2 separate regions of the Homo sapiens genome follow, and region 2 is linked to region 1. Evidence: chromatin loops called from intact Hi-C (ENCODE). Cell type or tissue: heart right ventricle. All regions are shown on one strand. Links, peaks and the distances in the headings refer to the core of each region. The heading gives the core; the rest is flanking DNA. Region 1 overlaps ADA2 (adenosine deaminase 2). Region 2 overlaps CECR3 (cat eye syndrome chromosome region, candidate 3).

Region 1 (8,325 bases), core at 260-8,259:
CCCAACAAAAACATCCTCAGGAAAGTTCTCTCCAATAAACTCACTGAAATAAAACTCTAGCAGTATTTGAGCACCTAGGGCTGCTCTCCTCGAAAGATCCCTCCCCTACCAACACGGAGCCTGGTGTCAGTCCATCTCAGAGTACCTAACCTCAGTTATCCTTTGCTTCTGGCCAAAATGCAAGACCCAAAAATCAGATTTTTTTGATGATGCTCCCTTCTTTTGGACTCTTTCTACTCCTTTCCATTTCACTCTCTCCAAACTTCCTTCCTTAAAATCAAATTTTTTTTTCTTTTTTCTTTTTTTTTTTTTTTTTTTTTTGAGACGGAGTCTCGCTCTGTCATCCAGGCTGAAGAGCAATGGCGGTATCTCTGCTCACTGCAAGCTCCTCCCCCTGGGTTCAAGTGATTCTCCCGCCTCAGCCTCCCGAGTAGCTGATTACAGGTGCGCACCACCATGCCAGCTAATTTTTTTTTTTTTTGAGACAGTCTCACTCTGTCACTCAGGCTAGAGTGCAATGACACAATCTCTGCTCACTGCAACCTCCACCTCCCAGGTTCAAGCAATTCTCCTGCCTCAGCCTCCCAAGTAGCTAGAAGTACAGGCATGCGCCATCGCGCCCAGCTAATTTTTGTATTTTTAGTAGAGACAGGGTTTCACCATGTTGGCCAGGATGGTCTCGATCTCGACCTCGTGATCCGCCTGCCTCAGCCTCCCGAGTGCTGAGATTACAGGCATGAGCCACCTCGCCCGGCCAACAGCTAATTTTTGTATTTTTAGTAGAGATGGAATTTCGCCATGTTGACCAGGCTGGTTTCAAACTCCTGGCCTCAAGTGATCCACCAGCCTTAGCCTCCCAAAGTGCTGGGATTATAGGCATGAGCCAATGCACCTGGCCTCCCCTCTCTTTTTAACCTCTCCACACTTCTTCCTTCTGTGTGCAAAACAAGTCTCTCCATCCTAAAAAGAAACCTGTGGCCCCTGTGGTTCCCTCCAGCTATCTCGATGTTCTTTTTCTCAAATCACACTCAGAGCCTTTAATCAGCCAAACCTGGCTCCAATTCATCACCTGTATTTCATTTTTCTTTCTCTTTTCCTTTCTTTCTTTTTTTTTTTGTGTGTGTGTGTTTTTTGAGACAACATCTAACTCTGTCACCCAGGCTGGAGTGCAGTGGTGCGATCTTGGCTCAGTGCAATCTCTGCTTCCCAGGTTCAAGTGTTCTCCTGCCTCAGCCTCCCGAGTAGCTGGGACTACAGGCTCATGCCCGGCTAATTTTTTGTATTTTTAGTAGAGACAGTGTTTCACCATATTGGCCAGGCTGGTCTCAAACTCTTGACCTTGTGATCTGCCTGCCTCGGCCTCCCAAAGTGCTGGGATTACAGGTGTGAGCCACCATGCCCGGCCGTCTATTTCATTTTTCTACTCCCAGAAATGGGGTTTCTCTTCTCAGCATGTTACTGAAACTGCTCAAAGGTGACCTTGTAATTTCCAAATCCCATGGACGATTATGCATCTGCATGTCTCTTGCCCTCACCCTGCCATGTGGCTCCTTTTATTTTTCAAACCCCTTGTTTTGGCCCCTAAGATGGCTCTATCCCAATTCTCCTTCTCAGCTTATGTCACGAGGCCCTGAGTATCATGGCAGAGGGGAGAACGGGGAACCATGAGAAACAGGGGGGCAAAGGGCAGCACGGAATGTGTTCCCAGTTTTGCTGGAGGCTGCCCAGTCCATTTCAGGTTTCCTTGCTCATGTTGGCCCCTGGAAAGGCACATGATCCCTTGCACCAGAGACCTGAGTGGTCAATTCATGAGCATTCAGTCTTCTACCAGCTAAGATCTGAGTCAGGCCAGAGCAAAGGAGGTGGGAGGAACAGAGAGGAGAGCTGGGCTCACCGGCAGCAGCCTGGCTCTGATCTCCATGTAGAGCACGTTGTCCTCGTAGAACTCCTGCATGCTCCGGAAGACATAGTCTCTGAACACTGGTGCGTAATGGATGAGACCAGAGATGGTGAAGAAGATGGTTTCAAATTTCGACCAGACAACATTTTGGTTTGTGTAAATCACCTCCGGGTGCTGGGTCACCAGAGTGAAATTCCTCAGCAAGCTGTCCAAGACACGAAGTGGGGAGTGGCAGAGGCATGATCCAGGACACTGCCCCCGGGCGCCCATAGGACTGCTACCCACCTTGCATATCCCAGCTAGCAGCTCACAGGATTCACCCTAGAGTGGAGATAAGGAAGGGGCAAAGGGGAGCATTCCCACGCTCACGATATAAGCATGGGTCCTGTGGCCAGGCAGCCCACTGCCTGCTTAAACCCAAACCCCAAACGCAGGAGACTGCTTAAGATGAGAGCTCACCAGTCAGTCTCTCCTGGCTCCTGTCCTCCCTCTGTATGCTTGGCCAGTCTGACCCCACTGTACTTTCTAGACCAAAAAGCTCTCTCTCTCTCTCTTTTTTTCTTCCTATACCCACTGACAGGAAACTAGACCAAGCTCTTTTTGGGGAATGTTATGGACTAACTTGTGTCCCCAAACCCCCAAATTCAAATATTGAAGCCCTAGCCCTCATTTGGAGAAGGGAATTTTAAAGAGATGATTAAGACTAAATGAGGTTGTAAGGATGGGGCTCTACCCTAATAAGATGGGTGTCCTTGTAAGAAGAGGAGGCCAGGCGTGGTGGCTCACGCCTGTAATCCCAACACTTTGGGAGGCCAAGATGGGTGGATCATTTGAGGTCAGGAGTTCGAGATCAGCCTGGCCAACATAGTGAAACCCCATCTCTACTAAAATACAAAAATCAGCCAGGCGTGGTGGTTTGTCCCTGTAATCCCAGTTACTAGGGAGGCAAGAGAATTGTTTGAACCCTGGAAGTGGAGGTTGTAGTGAGCTGAGATCGCACCACTGTACTCCAGCCTGGGCGACACAGCAAGACTCATCTCAAAAAAAAAAAAAGAAGAAGAAGAAGAGACCGCAGGAGTGCACATACAGAGGAAAGGCCATGTGAGTACACAGCCAGAGGCGCCTTCTGCACGCCAAGGACAGAGGTCTCAGGAGGAACCACCCCTGCCCTGGCACCTTGATCTTAGACTTCCAGCCTCCAGAACCATGAGAAAATCAATTCCTTCTTTTTTTTTTTTTTTTTTGAAACAGGGTCTCACTCTGTTGCCCAGGCTGGAGTGCAGTGTCACAATCACAGCTCGCTGCAGCCTCAATCTCCCAGGCTCAAGCAATCCTCTTATGTCAGCCCCCTGGGGTAGCTGAGACTATAGGTGTACACCACCACATCTGGTTAATTTTTTATTTTTTGTTGAGATGGGGATCTCACTATGTTGCCCAGACTGGTCTTTCTTTCTTTCTTTTTTTTTTTAAACAGAATCTTGCTCTGTCGCCCAGGCTGGAGTGCAGTAGCATGATCTCAGCTCTCTGCAACCTCCGCCTCCCAGGTTCAAGTGATTCTCCTGCCTTGGCCTCCCGAGTAGCTGGGATTACAGGTGGCTGCCAGCATGCACGGCTAATTTTTTTGTATTTTTAGTAGAGACAGGGTTTCACCATGTTGGCCTGGCTGGTTTTGAACTCCTGACCTCAAGTGATCCGCCCACCTCGGTCTCCCAAAGTGTTAGGATTACAAGCATGAGCCACCACACCCGGCCACCAGGCTGGTCTTGAACTCCTGGGTGCAAGTGATCCTCCCACCTCAGCCTCCCGAAGTGCTAGGATTACAGGCATGACCCAGTGTGCCCGGCTTGAGAAAATCAGTTCCTATTGTTTAAGCTCCCCAGCCTGTGGTATTCTGTTATGGCAGCTCGAGCAGGTTAATGAAGGGAGTGGAATGGAAATAACTCGAATCAGCACCCAGGTTTGTATCCCCAACTGGCCATTTACCAGCTGTGTGTCCTTGCATAAGCTAATTAACCTTGCTCAGCTTCACGTTTCTCATTTCATAAAGGGAAGTAACCTCAGGGGGGCACTCTGTAGACATTTCTGTGACCAAATTAATTGTCACTTATAATATTACTATACAATGCCAGGCACAATGGCTCGGCTCATGCCTGTAGTCCTAGCACTTTGGGAGGCCAAGGTGAGAGGACGGCTTGAGCCGCAGAGTTCAAGACCAGCCTGGGCAACACGGCAAAACCCCATCTCACAAAAAATACAAAAATTAGCTGGGCATGATGGTGCACACCTCTAGTGTGCTGACACAGGAGGATTGCTTCAGCTGACACAGGAGGCTGACACAGGAGGATTGCTTCAGCCTGGGAGGTTGAGTCTGAAGTGAGCCGAGATTGTGCCACTGCACTCCAGCCTAGATGATAGAATGAGACCCTGTCTTAAATAGTAATAATAATAATGATACTATACAAGTCTGTTAGGAAGTTGCTGCATCAGATTTTCAAGAAGATTTATCTTCCAGCTAGATTGTCATCACTTCAGAGCTAGGAACTTTTATTCTCTCTGGTTTTATTGAGCATCAGACAAATCTCATTTGCTACAGCAATAGTGTTGCTGACTAGGCATGGTCACTCATGCCTGTAATCTCAGCACTTTGGGAGGCCAAGATGGGCAGATCTCCTGAGGTCAGGAGTTCAAGACCAGCCTGGCCAACATGGTGAAACCCTGTCTCTACTAAAAATACAAAAATTAGCCAGGCATGGTGGCACATGTCTGTAATCCCAGCTACTCAGAAAGCTGAGGCAGGAAAATCACTTGAACCCGGGAGGCAGAGGCTGCTGTGAGCCAAGATCAGGCTGCTGTGAGCCAAGATCACGCCACTACACTCCAACCTGGGTGACAGAGCAAGACCCTGTCTCAAATAATAATAATAATAAATAACAATAATAATAACAAACAAAAATAGTGTTGCTGATAATGCTTTTTGTAGATTTTAAATGCACCAGAAAAACTACTATGGATAGAAAAGGTGTTGAATGCTTTTGTGGAGCAAAGTATCCTGCAAGGTTAAAAGAAAAAGGTGCTCATGCTTTTTTTTTGAGATAGGGTTTTATTTTGTCACTCAGGCTGGAGTACAGTGGCTCCATCTCAGTTCACTGTGGCCTCAACCTCCTGGGTTAAAGTGATCCTCCTGGGTTAAAGTGATCCTCCTGCCTCAGCCTCCCAAGTACCTGGGACTACAGGTGCAGCACCACACCTGGCTAATTTTTTGTATTTTTGGTAGAGATGGGCTTTCACCATGTTGACCAGACTGGCAACTCCTGGGCTCAAGTGATCCGCTCGCCTTGGCCTCCCAAAGTGCTGGGATTATAGGCGTGAACCACCGCACTCAGCCTTGCCTCATGTTTTATTAAAGCCAGATTTTTATCTATAGGTTTGTACCAAGGGAGACACCTACCCACTGCCACCCCATGACAGGCCTGGGACATGTGCTTTCTGAACTACTACTCACCTGTCATCAAACTCAGTGACGTTCTGCACCCGCTTCCGATAATCCTCCAGCAGAATCCACTTGGAACATTTTTCTGATGGACGGGGAGTTGGGTGAGCAAATCTGAACTGCATGATCCCCCTTGGGGTGAAACAGATGTGGCAGTGAGGCCTGTAGGTGACATTCCTCACCAGCCAGTCCATAGTCACGATGCCAATGTCATGGAGGTGCAAGGCAGCCCCTGGAGAGGGAAGAAGAATGGTGAAGACAAAGGGGTGAAGTCCCATCCCAGGACTCCAGGGCTTGGGGACAAAGGAGGGGGTGAAGTCCCATCCCAGGACTCTGGGGCTGTGGGGACAAAGGGGTGAAGTCCCATCCCAGGGCTCCGGGGCTTGGGGACAAAGGGGTGAAGTCCCATCCCAGGGCTCCGGGGCTTGGGGACAGTGTGGATCACAAGAAGACGTGCAAGCAGAAGGATTTCTGTCCAGACATGTTTCTCGGAACTTGTTTAAGGCTCTAGTTTAAGGATGGGGCTTCCATGTCTCACTAATCAGGAGCCAGGGGTGATCTTGTCCAAGAGGGGCAGCATGGGAGAGTGAGAGGGCATCAGGCTTGGAACCAGAGAACTGAGGTTCAAGTCAGGGCTCCATTGGCTTCTAGCTCTCCAATGGGAGCCCAGGCCTTTCAATGAGGCCACCCAACACTGCATGACGGGATACACTGGGATGAGCCCCAGGGCCACGGTCCTTTTCACACACTTGTCCTCCATCCTCTCATCCTGCCCCTCAACTCCTCTCCCACTGGCTTTTCATCCCCTGCGCTGGGCCTGTGTCTGTACAGCTTCTGGCCTGCAGGCTTTGCCAGTTGAATCCCCATGCTTGTCCTCCCCACCAGACACCAGCTGTGCCCCTTGCTCCCCTAGGCACAGTGCATGCTGTCCCTCTGCGCTTCTTGTGCCCATCCAGCCCCTGGCCCTGACACGAGCCCCCAGACACCCTCTTATGCCTCCCAGCAACTGGGGATGCTACTTTACTGACCTCACGATTATTATTATTTTTTAAATCTCTATTTATAACATTAAAAGAAAAAAAAACAGCTGGGCACAGTGGCTCACTCCTGTAACCCCAGCACTTTGGGAGGCCGAGGCAGGCAGATCACGAGGTCAGGAGTTCGAGACCAGCCTGACTAACATGGTGAAACCCCATCTCTACTAAAAATACAAAAATTAGCCAGGCATGGTGGCATGTGCCTGTAATCCCAGCTACTCGGGAGGCTGAGGCAGGAGAATTGCTTGAACCTGGAAGAAGGATGTTGCAGTGAGCTGAGATCACGCCACCGCACTCCAGCCTGGGCGACAGAACAAGACTCCGTCTCAAAAAAAAAAAGAAAAAAAAAGAAAAAAAAAAAACAGGTGTTAAGTCTTTGTAAACTGCAAGCTGCTATTATTTTTACATTTTAAATTAACATTTTTGGCCAGGTGCAGTGGCTCACACCTGTAATCCCAGCACTTTGGGAGGCCGAGGAGTGTGGATTGCCTGAGCTCAGGTGTTCGAGATCAGCCTGGCCAACATGGTGAAACCCCGTCTCTACTAAAAGTACAAAAATTATCCAGGTGTGGTGGTTCATGCATGTAATCCCAGCTACTCAGGAGGCTGAGGCAGGAGAATCACTTGAACCTGGGAGGCAGAGGTTGCAGTGAGCCAAGATCACACCAGTGCACTTCAGCCTGGGCAACAGAGTGAGACTCTGTCTCAAAAAAAATTTTTTTTAATAAAAAAAAAAATTAACATTTTTTGGGGAACAGGGTCTTGCTCTGTCGCCCAGGCTGGAGTGCAGAGGTGCCATCATAGCTCCCTGCAAACTCCACCTCCTGGGCTCAAGCGATACTCTCCACTCAGCCTCCAGAGTAGCTCGGATTACAGGTGCACCACCACCCCTGGCTATTTATATGTGCGGGATGCTAATTATTTCATGTTTCATGGAGGTGTGTTTATACTACTCCAGGATGCTATATCACATTGTATCCTATGTGGTAGCTTAGCCCCTGGGAAAACTAAAAAGGGAATAGCAAAGTCTCAGGGCTGGATGCTTTTCCAATCCTGACTGTCTGCGAGTCCCCCAGGAAGCAGGGGTTTTGGTTTTCAACACCCTTTTCCTAGTCTACCCATAAGGACAGAGGAGCAGAACAGCTGAGTGAGGCTTTCTCTGCTCCATCTAGAATAGCAACAGCCACAAGCACAGTAATAGCCCCAAGATGAGTCCCTCTACCTTCCCAGCACCCCAAGCCACCCCTTTCCAAACCTTACCTTTTGGCATCATCCTTAGAATATTAAACACTTGACTTCTCTCAATGAGATGCTTGGCCTGGAAAAAGTGCATGCTGGGTGGGAATATCAGGGTCCTCATGGCCTCCTTCATCTCAGCGATTTTGAGCGTCATGAGCCTCTCATTGGCCAGCTCCTCCTTGGTGTTCAGCACCAGCCGCCCCCCCAGCCGCATCATCTTTTCTTTCAACAACAGATGCGCCCGTGTTTCATCTATGGATAGAGCTGAGCCGAAGAAAGACATTGCCACAGCCAACAGCAAGAAGCACAGGGCTGGCCGCTCAGATGGGCCATCCACCAACATCGGGATGCCTGGACTAGGAAAGGGCTCAGATGGAGACTCCACGGGACTGCAAAGGAGAGTGGGGGAGTGAAAACCTACAGATTTAAGGGTGGAACTCTGATCTTCCTTTTCTCGCCCTGCTCTCAGATTACCAGAAGGCAAGATATTGAAGGATTCTTCTTCCAGACCCCAGAGAAAAGACCTACAGGTACAGACAGGTAGGGGTTTCCCAATTTTTTTTTTTTTTTTTTTGAGACGGAGTCTCGCTCTGCTGCCCAGGCTGGAGCACGGTGGTGCAATCTCGGCTCACTGCGAGCTCCGCCTCCTGGGTTCACAC
Region 2 (8,325 bases), core at 281-8,280, 52 kb after region 1:
GCAGCAAGGATGGACCCAGAATTTAGAGCCATTTACAAGGGTACAAAATCATTCCTGGCTACAAAGGGTAAAAATGAGAAAAGAGGGTAAAATGAGAAATGAACACGGTGGCTCACGCCTGTAATCCCAACACTTTGGAAGACCAAGGCGGGCGGATCTCTTGAGGTCAGGAGTTCAAGACCAGCCTGGCCAACATGGTGAAACCCCTGTCTCTACTAAAAATACAAAAATTAGCTGGGCGTGGTGGCACGCGCCTATAATCCCAGCTACCAGGGAGGCTGAAGCAGGAAAATCACTTGAACAAAGGAGGCAGAGGTTGCAATAAGCCGAGATTGTGCCACTGCACTCCAGCCTGGGTGACAGAGTGAGACTGTCTCAAAAAAAAAAAAAAAAAGAGAGAGAGAGAAAGAGAGATAAAAGAATAAAAGTTTAGGACGGGCGCAGTGGTTCACGCCTGTAATACTAGCACTTTGGGAGGCCAAGGCAGGCAGATCACCAGGTCAGGAGATCGAGACCATCCTGGCTAACATGGTAAAACCCCATCTTTACTAAAAATAAAAAATAAAAAAAATTAGCTGGGCGTGGTGGCGGGCGCCTGTAGTCCCAGCTACTTGGGAGGCTGAGGCAGGAGAATGGTGTGAACCTGGGAGGCAGAGCTTGCAGTGAGCTGAGATCGCGTCACTGCACTCAAGCCTGGAGAACAGAGCGAGACTCCGTCTCAAAAAAAAAAAAGAATAAAAGGTTAGCCGGGTGTGGTGGTTCACGTCTGTAATCCCAGCACTTTGGGAGCCCAACACGGGCTGATCACCTGAGGTCTGGAGTTCCAGACCAGCCTGACCAACGTGGCAAAACGCCATCTCTACTAAAAATACAAAAATTAGCCAGGCATGGTGGTGGGCGCCTGTAATCCCAATTACTTGGGAGGCTGAGGCAGGAGAATCGCTTGAACCTGGGAGTCGGAGGTTGCAGTGAGCTAAGATCGTGACATTGCACTCCAGCATGGGTAACGGAGTGAGACCCTGTTCCAAAAAAAACCAAAAAAAGTGGCAAAAATAGACTTAAAGAATTTTTTTTTTCCTTGAGATGGAGTCTCTCTCAGGCGTGATCTCGGCTCACTGCAACCTCCGCCTCCCGGGTTCACACCATTCTCCTGCCTCAGCCTCCCGAGTAGCTGGGATTACAGGTGGCCGCCACCATGCCCGGCTAATTTTTGTATTTTTTAGTAGAGACAGGGTTTCACCATATTGGCCAGGCTGATCTCGAACTCCTGACCTTGTGATCCACCCACCTCAGCCTCCCAAAGTGCTGGAATTACAGGCATGAGCCACCGTGCCCAGCCAAGAATATTTTTTGAGGATTGTAAGCTCCTTTAGGAGGAGAACCACGCCTGGCTTGCTATCTCCCCACCAGAACCCCCATCTCTATCACAGGGTCTTACACAAAACAGGTACTCCAAAAAAAAAAACTTTAAAAATTCATCAGTTCTTGATTCTCTCATCTAACCTGGTGTAAATGGCTGAAGTAGAGATGGGTGGGATCTAGGCCTTTGGACATTTGACTGCATCACAGATGCTGAGGCAAAACCCACCCGCCAGGAGACTGCTTGAATTTTCACTAGAATGCCAGTCCTAGCCTTGGAGTTATGGCTTGAGCCTAGGAGTTCAAGCCTAGCCTGGGCAACATAGGGAGACCCCGTCTCTAGAAAAAATTTAAAAAATTAATTGGGTGTAGTGGTGCATATCTGTAGTCCCAGGCAGCCAGGAGGCTTGCCTAAGCCCAGGGGTTTAAGACTGCAATGAGCTATGATTGTGCTATTGCACTCCAGCCTGGGAAAAAGAGCCAGATCCTGTCTTAAAAAAAAAAAAATGGTTAGGGCCAAGTGGGGTGGCTCACGCCTGTAATCCCAGCACTTTGGGAGGCTAAGGCAGGTGGATTGCCTGAGGTCAGGAGTTCAAGACCAGCCTGGCCAACATGGTGAAACCCCGTCTCTACCCAAAATACAAAAATTAGCCAGGCATGCTGGCGCGCGCCTGTAGTCCCAGCTACTTGGGAGGCTGAGGCAGGAGAATCGCTTGAACTCAGGAGGCGGAGGTTGCAGTGAGCTGAGCATCACGCCACTGCACTCCAGCCTGGGCAACAGAGTAAGACTGTCTCAAAAAAAAAAAAAAACAGGTTAAAACATAATAAAAATGGAGATTTTAATAGCGCCTCCCTCACTAAATAATCCCATAGGATAAAGGATGTAAAACTTCTGCCACAATGCATGATACATATATAGCAGGCACTCAAGAAAGAATAGCTGGTATTATTCTTGTTATTATTGCAACTATAGTCGATAAAGCCTTTGTAAGTACAATCTACCAGAATACATTTCTTAAGGCTAAGTTTCTTAAATGTAACAAATAAATTCCACTATCACCTTTGAAATCCATTTATCAGTCCGCTTGGTTTATTTTCCCATGTTCTTTAGGTTGAAGGGAGAAATGGGAGATGTTTGACAGAATTTTTTTTTTTTTGATGGAGTCTCGCACTGTAGCCAGGCTGGAGTGCAGTGGCACGATCTCAGCTCACTGCAACCTCTACCTCCCAGGTTCAAGCGATTCTCCTGCCTCAGCCTCTCAAGTAGCTGGGACTACAGGCACGCACCACCACGCCCAGCTAATTTTTGTATTTTTAGTAGAGACGGGGTTTCATCATATTGGCCAGGATGGTCTCAATCTCCTGACCTCGTGATCCATCCGCCTCAGCCTCCCAAAGTGCTGGGATTATAGGCACGAGCCACCGTGCCCAACCTTGACAGAATTGTTTTCGGAGAGTTCCATTAAATTTGGCCTCACCAATAGGTGGGTCCACTCTATTCGGATAAGGACTAAGTCAACCGTTATCTCTGTATTCCTTTGGGTCCAGCAATGTCAGTCACAGAGTAAGTGCTCAAAGAAACGTTTGATAAATGAAATGGAATCCATCTGAAGCCCAAGAGCACTTACCTTATATAAAGCAGAGCTCAGGGAGCCTCCCTGGGAGGTAGAAGGTGCAGGAGCCATTAATCCCATAGAAATCTGAACCGGAAATGCTCAAGAAGATGGTATGCTGGAGCTTCTGCCCTTTGGAACCCCTGACCTGCAAGAGGCAACTCCCAGAGCTTCCCTAAGATAAAAGTTTTAACTGGTGCCTCAGCCAGGGAATCTGGGTTTGGGAAAAAGACAGCAATTCAAGCTGGCTGTCTGACCAACCAACCACCATTAAGGGGTAATTTTTCGTTGTTGTTGTTTTTGTTTTATACAGAGTCTCGCTCTGTCGTCCAGGCTGGAGTGCAGTGGCATGATCTCAGCTCATTGCAACCTCTGCCTCCCAGGTTCAAGTAATTCTCCTGTCTCAGCCTCCCAAGTAGCTGGGACTACAGGCACCTACCACCACGCCCTGCTAATTTTTCTATTTTTAGTAGACATGGGGCTTCAACTTGTTGGTCAGGCTGGTCTCAAACTGCTGACCTCAGGTGATCCACCTGCCTCAGCCTTCCAAAGTGCTGGGATTACAGGCTACAGGTGTGAGCCAACACACCCCACCTAAGGGGCGATTTTATTGGGTTATCCTGTCTCTGGAGAAGGAAACAGGCCACAGTCAATGAAATTAGCATTCTAAAAGCAAGAGAATCTGTAAAGTAGAAAAGGACCTTGAGATGGGAGCATGCGTTTTACACAGGAAGGCCCAGATTTGGCCCAGTCTGCCCCAAGACCACCTAACTTGTCAGTAGCAAAGCTGGGATGAATAAAAGCTCAGCTTCCTGACTCCCTGTCCCCAGTTCTTTCCACCACTCCAGCTGGCCACTCCCAATCCCCCTGCTAAGCCAACCCACCTACAGTGTCACTGTCCCTCATTCCCAAATCCCTTACTCAATCCCCCACAGCCTTTTCCATCCTTCCTGCCTTCCTAGCGCTATAGGGTTGGCGGGGCAGAGTGCTCAGAGACCAGCAAGCTGGGATGTGGGGTCTTCCCGAGGTGGTGCAGGATGTTTTGGCTGCTTAGAGGAGGAGCAGGGCAGGCATCTGCAAAAGGCATCTGCATTTCTTACACACTCCCTAACTGCCAGGCCCAGTGCCAGATCGCAGACCCTTTGTCAACAGAGATGCCCTGGCTTTGTAAACCAAGAGGGAGGCAGAAAAAGTCCTCTAGCAACACAGACTGGCCTCTGGGGGAGGCGGGAGAGGGAATTGTCTACGAAAGTTCTCATTTAAACAAACAAACAACAAGATGAAAATAATAAGCTAGGCAAAGAGCCAAGGGGGAACAGCAAGCAAACTCCTGAAATTGCACTGTAATTAAAGCATAGCTGCCTTCCAGATTCTCAAGTGCTGAGATGGGCTGGAGGGATGTTTACTAACCTGGTCAAAAGACATCAGGGCAAATTAAGCTCATCCCAGCCTTGCCTCCAAACACTTTAGAATGCAAATGAGACATGCCAAATTTGCATCTGGGGCATGAAGGGGACCAATAAGTAACCTGTACAGGTCTTGAGCGTTTGGTGAGAAGAATCCAAACTGGCCACTGTGAAGGGAGGCACTGGGGAATGCTGAGCAGGGGGTGGGGTGGCTATCCTGTTTCACCAGAGATGATTTTTTTTTTGGTTTGGTCCAGGCCGATCTCGAGGCTAGGAGCTAGCTGACTAGCCCTCCAGGACCATGCCAATTCACATATGAGAGTACACCAGACTTAGGCCCAGGAAGATTTACATGAGTTTGTGCCAGTATTAACCCCCGGAGATGCCTACCCAATCAGAGCCATTGCGCCAAGGCAAGGAAGGCATTGCCAGGGCGTTTGCATGACAGAAACTAGCATATGGGCTCAAGAGAAACCTTTCTGGGCAGGGGGAGGGAGGGCCATACCCACATGAATCACTCTCTGGTGGTTTTGCTTTGGTTTCAGAACCTGTGGCTAAGGCAGAAGGACCAGTAGGGCCCCTGGCCGCGTTGATTTTTCTCCTCCCAGCTGCTTCTGTCTCTCTCTCAGGCTCCTGGAAACAAAACAGCTGAGCAGATAAACAAGTCACCACCTGCACCCTCCTCCCCCGTGACACCGCCCCTGTCCCCAAGTCCCACCCCTTCTTCTTGCACTCTCTCCCTCCATTCCTCCCTGAAGCCAAACTTCCGGCAGCAGCTGCAGCTGCTCTCTCCCCTCCCATGCCTGCCTCCCCAGCACAGTCCCCTGCCGCAGCCCCTGCCCCACCAATGGCAAATGAGGAACATGTGTATAGAGCCCTGGGCTCTCCCTCCTCCTGAGGCCATTTCCAACAAAACACTTGTGCTTTCTGAAAGTAAGATGTGGAGCTCTGGAGTCCCCAAGGAAAACGGGTTTATGGCATCCGCCAGCCCTGGAGCCAGTGAGTGTCTGGCCCCTTGGCCCAGAGCCCCACTGCCAGGCACAGGCAAACTGGGAGGAAGGGGTTAATCTGAGCAGAGGAGGCCAGGAGGGGCCCAGTTCCATTCCCGACTGCAGGGGATGCTCATCCCCGGGATGGAGGTCAGCAGGAAGCAGCTCAAAGAGGCCAGGAGGCCAAGGCCCAGTTTAAACACTGAATGAAGGCCACCTTTTCAGTAGCATGCACATGTGTGCATGCACACACACGTACACACTCATACACACATGTTACCATGCACATAGTATCCTCTTATTAACAACGTTAAGGTTGTCACGACAGACTCTGGGTTTGGTGTCGGAAGCCCTGCATCAGGGCTGTTTAATAAGTCCCCAGCGCCAATGGTAGGCACTATGGAGGCCCAAACTGTTGGGGAGGGGAACCTCAGAGTGCCTTCTCCCAGGGAGGGGTGTGTGTGCCAGGAGCTGGGTGATGGAGCTCCTCCAGAGCTTTTCTTGGAAGTTCAGAGTTTAACTCTGGGTTAGTAGGGCTCACCTTAGTTCTGAGGCATGTAGGTGAAGACACTGCAATTAGGAAGGTGATGGGGCAGGGGACTAGCCTGTCTTCACCCCCAGGCTTATGTCTGTCTTTCTTCCTTTCTTCCTTTTCTTTCCTTCCTTCTTCCTTCCTTTCTTCCTTTCCTTCTTTCCTTCTTCTTTCTTTTTTTTTTTTGAGATGGAGTCTAGCTCTGTCACCCAGGCTGGAGTGCAATGGTGCGATCTCAGCCCACTGCAACCTCCGCCTCCCGGGTTCAAGTGATTCCCCTGCCTCAGCCTCCCAAGTAGCTGGGATTACAGACACCCACCACCACGCCCAGCTAATTTTTGTATTTTTAATAGAGACGGGGTTTCACCATGTTGGCCAGGCTGGTCTTGAACTCCTGACCTCAAGTGATCCACCTGCCTTGGCCTCTCAAAGTGTTGGGATTACAGGCGTGAGCCACCGTGGCTGGCCCTTTTCTTTTTTCTTTTTTTTTTTTAAGAAGCAGAGTCGGCCGGGCGCAGTGGCTCACACCTATAATCCCAGCACTCTGGGAGGCCCAGGTGGGTGGGTCACGAGGTCAGGAGTTCAAGACTAGTCTGGCCAACATAGTGAAACCCTGTCTCTACTAAAATACAAAAAATTAGCCAGGCATGGTGGCGTGTGCCTGTAGTCCCAGCTACTCAGGAGGCTGAGGCAGGAGAATCGCTTGAACCCAGGAGGCGGAGGCTGCAGTGAGCCAAGATCGCACCACTGCACTCCAGCCTGGGCGACAGACAGAGTGAGACTCCATTTCAAACAAACAAACAAAAAGAAAAAAAGAAAGAAAGAAAGAAAAAGTAAGAGTCTCGCTCTGTCTCCCAGGCTGGAGTGCAGTGGGGTGACCTTTCCTCACTGCAGCATTGAACTCCTGGGCTCAAGGAATCCTCCCGCTTTAGCCTCCTGAGTCTATAGGTGCACACCACCACACCCAGCTAATTTTTAAGTGTTTTGTAGAGACAGGGTCTCCCTATGTTGCCCAAGCTGGTCTCAAACTCCTGGCCTGAAGCGATCCTCCTGACTTGGCCTCTCAAAGTGCTGAGATTACAGTTGTGAGCCACCATGCCCAGACCACATTTCCCCAGAACTCTATCTTTCCTGCTTGTGGACAAGGCAGGGGATGGATTTGGCGTCTGAGAAAGACAAACACAACCTTTAATTTGCTGACTGTCTCATACCTGTCTGCACAGCCTGCTGCTGTTTCGTGTGGAAAGTAACAGTAGCCTGGATAGCTCACAGCTGGGTTTGAAACAGTTAATGGCTGAGTGACCTTGAACAAATTACTTGACCTCCCTGAGCCTGTCTTCTCATTGGTAAAATGTTAACAATATCTGGCTCTGACTCAGAGTTAAATTACTCTTTTGTTTTTCAGGTGGAATTAAGTGACAAGGCAAAGCTAATGTAAGATACATAAAACACCAAAAACACCAAGCATTCTGCCGTGAACCCATTTGGTGCTCAATAAAATCATTGCCCTTTTTTTGGTGTTTTGTTGGAGACAAAACGGAAACACCAAATGGCTGGTGGAAGTGGTAGGAAAAAAGGAGACCAAAAACCCAGTGGCTCTGAAGAGGTACCTGCAGACCCACTGGGCAGGGTAGAGAGGAGCCCAGTGGGAACTTTTCTGCCAGGAGGAATCAGCGGGCAGAGCTCTTCTTCCCATTTGTCCAGCAGGGCTTCTCATCCTCAGCACTGCTGACATTTGCGCCAGATATTTCTTTGTTTTGGAGGCTGTCCTGTGCACTGTCGGATGTTTAGCAGCATCGTCAGCCTCTACTCTCCAGGTGAAGTAGCAAGTTGTCTGCCTCCCGCAGTTATGACAATCAGAATGTCCTGGTGGAGGGGGGCAGAATCACCCTGTGAGCTCCGCTATAGAGCTCAGAGCCCCACCTCCTTTAGGAGTCTGAGCCAAGGCTGCGTCCACAGGAGGGAGTCACTGACGGTTGGAGGACTGATATTCACCAATACCTTTCCCACAAACAAGAGATGCCTGAGAAAGACCTGGTCATGCAGGAGGTGGTGAGTGGCTACTGGAAGAAATATGGTGGCTGGGGGAGGGGCAAGGGAGAAGTCTGCCTGCGGTTGAGCAGGCTGGCTGGAGAGCCAAGGCCAGTGCCCACTAGTGACTCTCCCGAGGGGTGTTGCCTTGGTGGGCTTCCCCGCTCTGGCCTTTTGTCACCTTGTTTGCTGAATCCAGGTAAAATTTTTGACCAAATTGGAAAGCAATTCCGGGGAGTTGGAGTCAGATCTGTCCCTACCCTTGCTGTTGCTAATGAGCTGTATGACCTTAGTTGAGCCATTTGATCTCTCTGCAACTGTTTCTTGGGCTGTGAAACATGGGGGTTGGAGTCTCTGATTTCTAAGGTCCTTTTCAGCTGTAAGTTCTAAGGCCT

The links. Hi-C counts contacts between places; a loop is a spot of excess contacts. Peaks named below come from ENCODE experiments on the same cell type or tissue, not always from the same donor. Only the 100,000 strongest peaks of a DNase experiment are listed, where the experiment ranks them.
Region 2: it touches region 1 in a loop (7-fold over the local background); 14 of 110 quality-filtered maps call a loop at or near these places.

Annotation. Positions count from the first base shown.
Region 1 is chr22:17,201,669-17,209,993 of GRCh38, forward strand. ADA2 (adenosine deaminase 2) reads right to left here. Exons shown (of 10, transcript NM_001282225.2): 2 at 7,688-8,055; 3 at 5,403-5,622; 4 at 1,895-2,105. The coding sequence starts at 8,009. Among named protein-coding and RNA genes, the nearest start is that of ADA2, 14 kb to the right of the region's middle. RefSeq lists an enhancer at 511-1,011. In heart right ventricle, for the core only: a CTCF peak has its summit at 3,957 (motif pointing right); no DNase peak of the experiment used is centred there; H3K27me3 peaks cover 469 bases.
Region 2 is chr22:17,253,281-17,261,605 of GRCh38, forward strand. It overlaps CECR3 (cat eye syndrome chromosome region, candidate 3), which reads right to left. Exons shown (of 3, transcript NR_038398.2): 2 at 7,510-7,765; 3 at 3,579-5,026. Among named protein-coding and RNA genes, the nearest start is that of CECR3, 9.3 kb to the right of the region's middle. RefSeq lists an enhancer at 7,525-8,110. In heart right ventricle, for the core only: no CTCF peak of the experiment used is centred there; a DNase peak (open chromatin) is centred at 5,061; H3K4me3 peaks cover 986 bases; H3K27ac peaks cover 1,429 bases.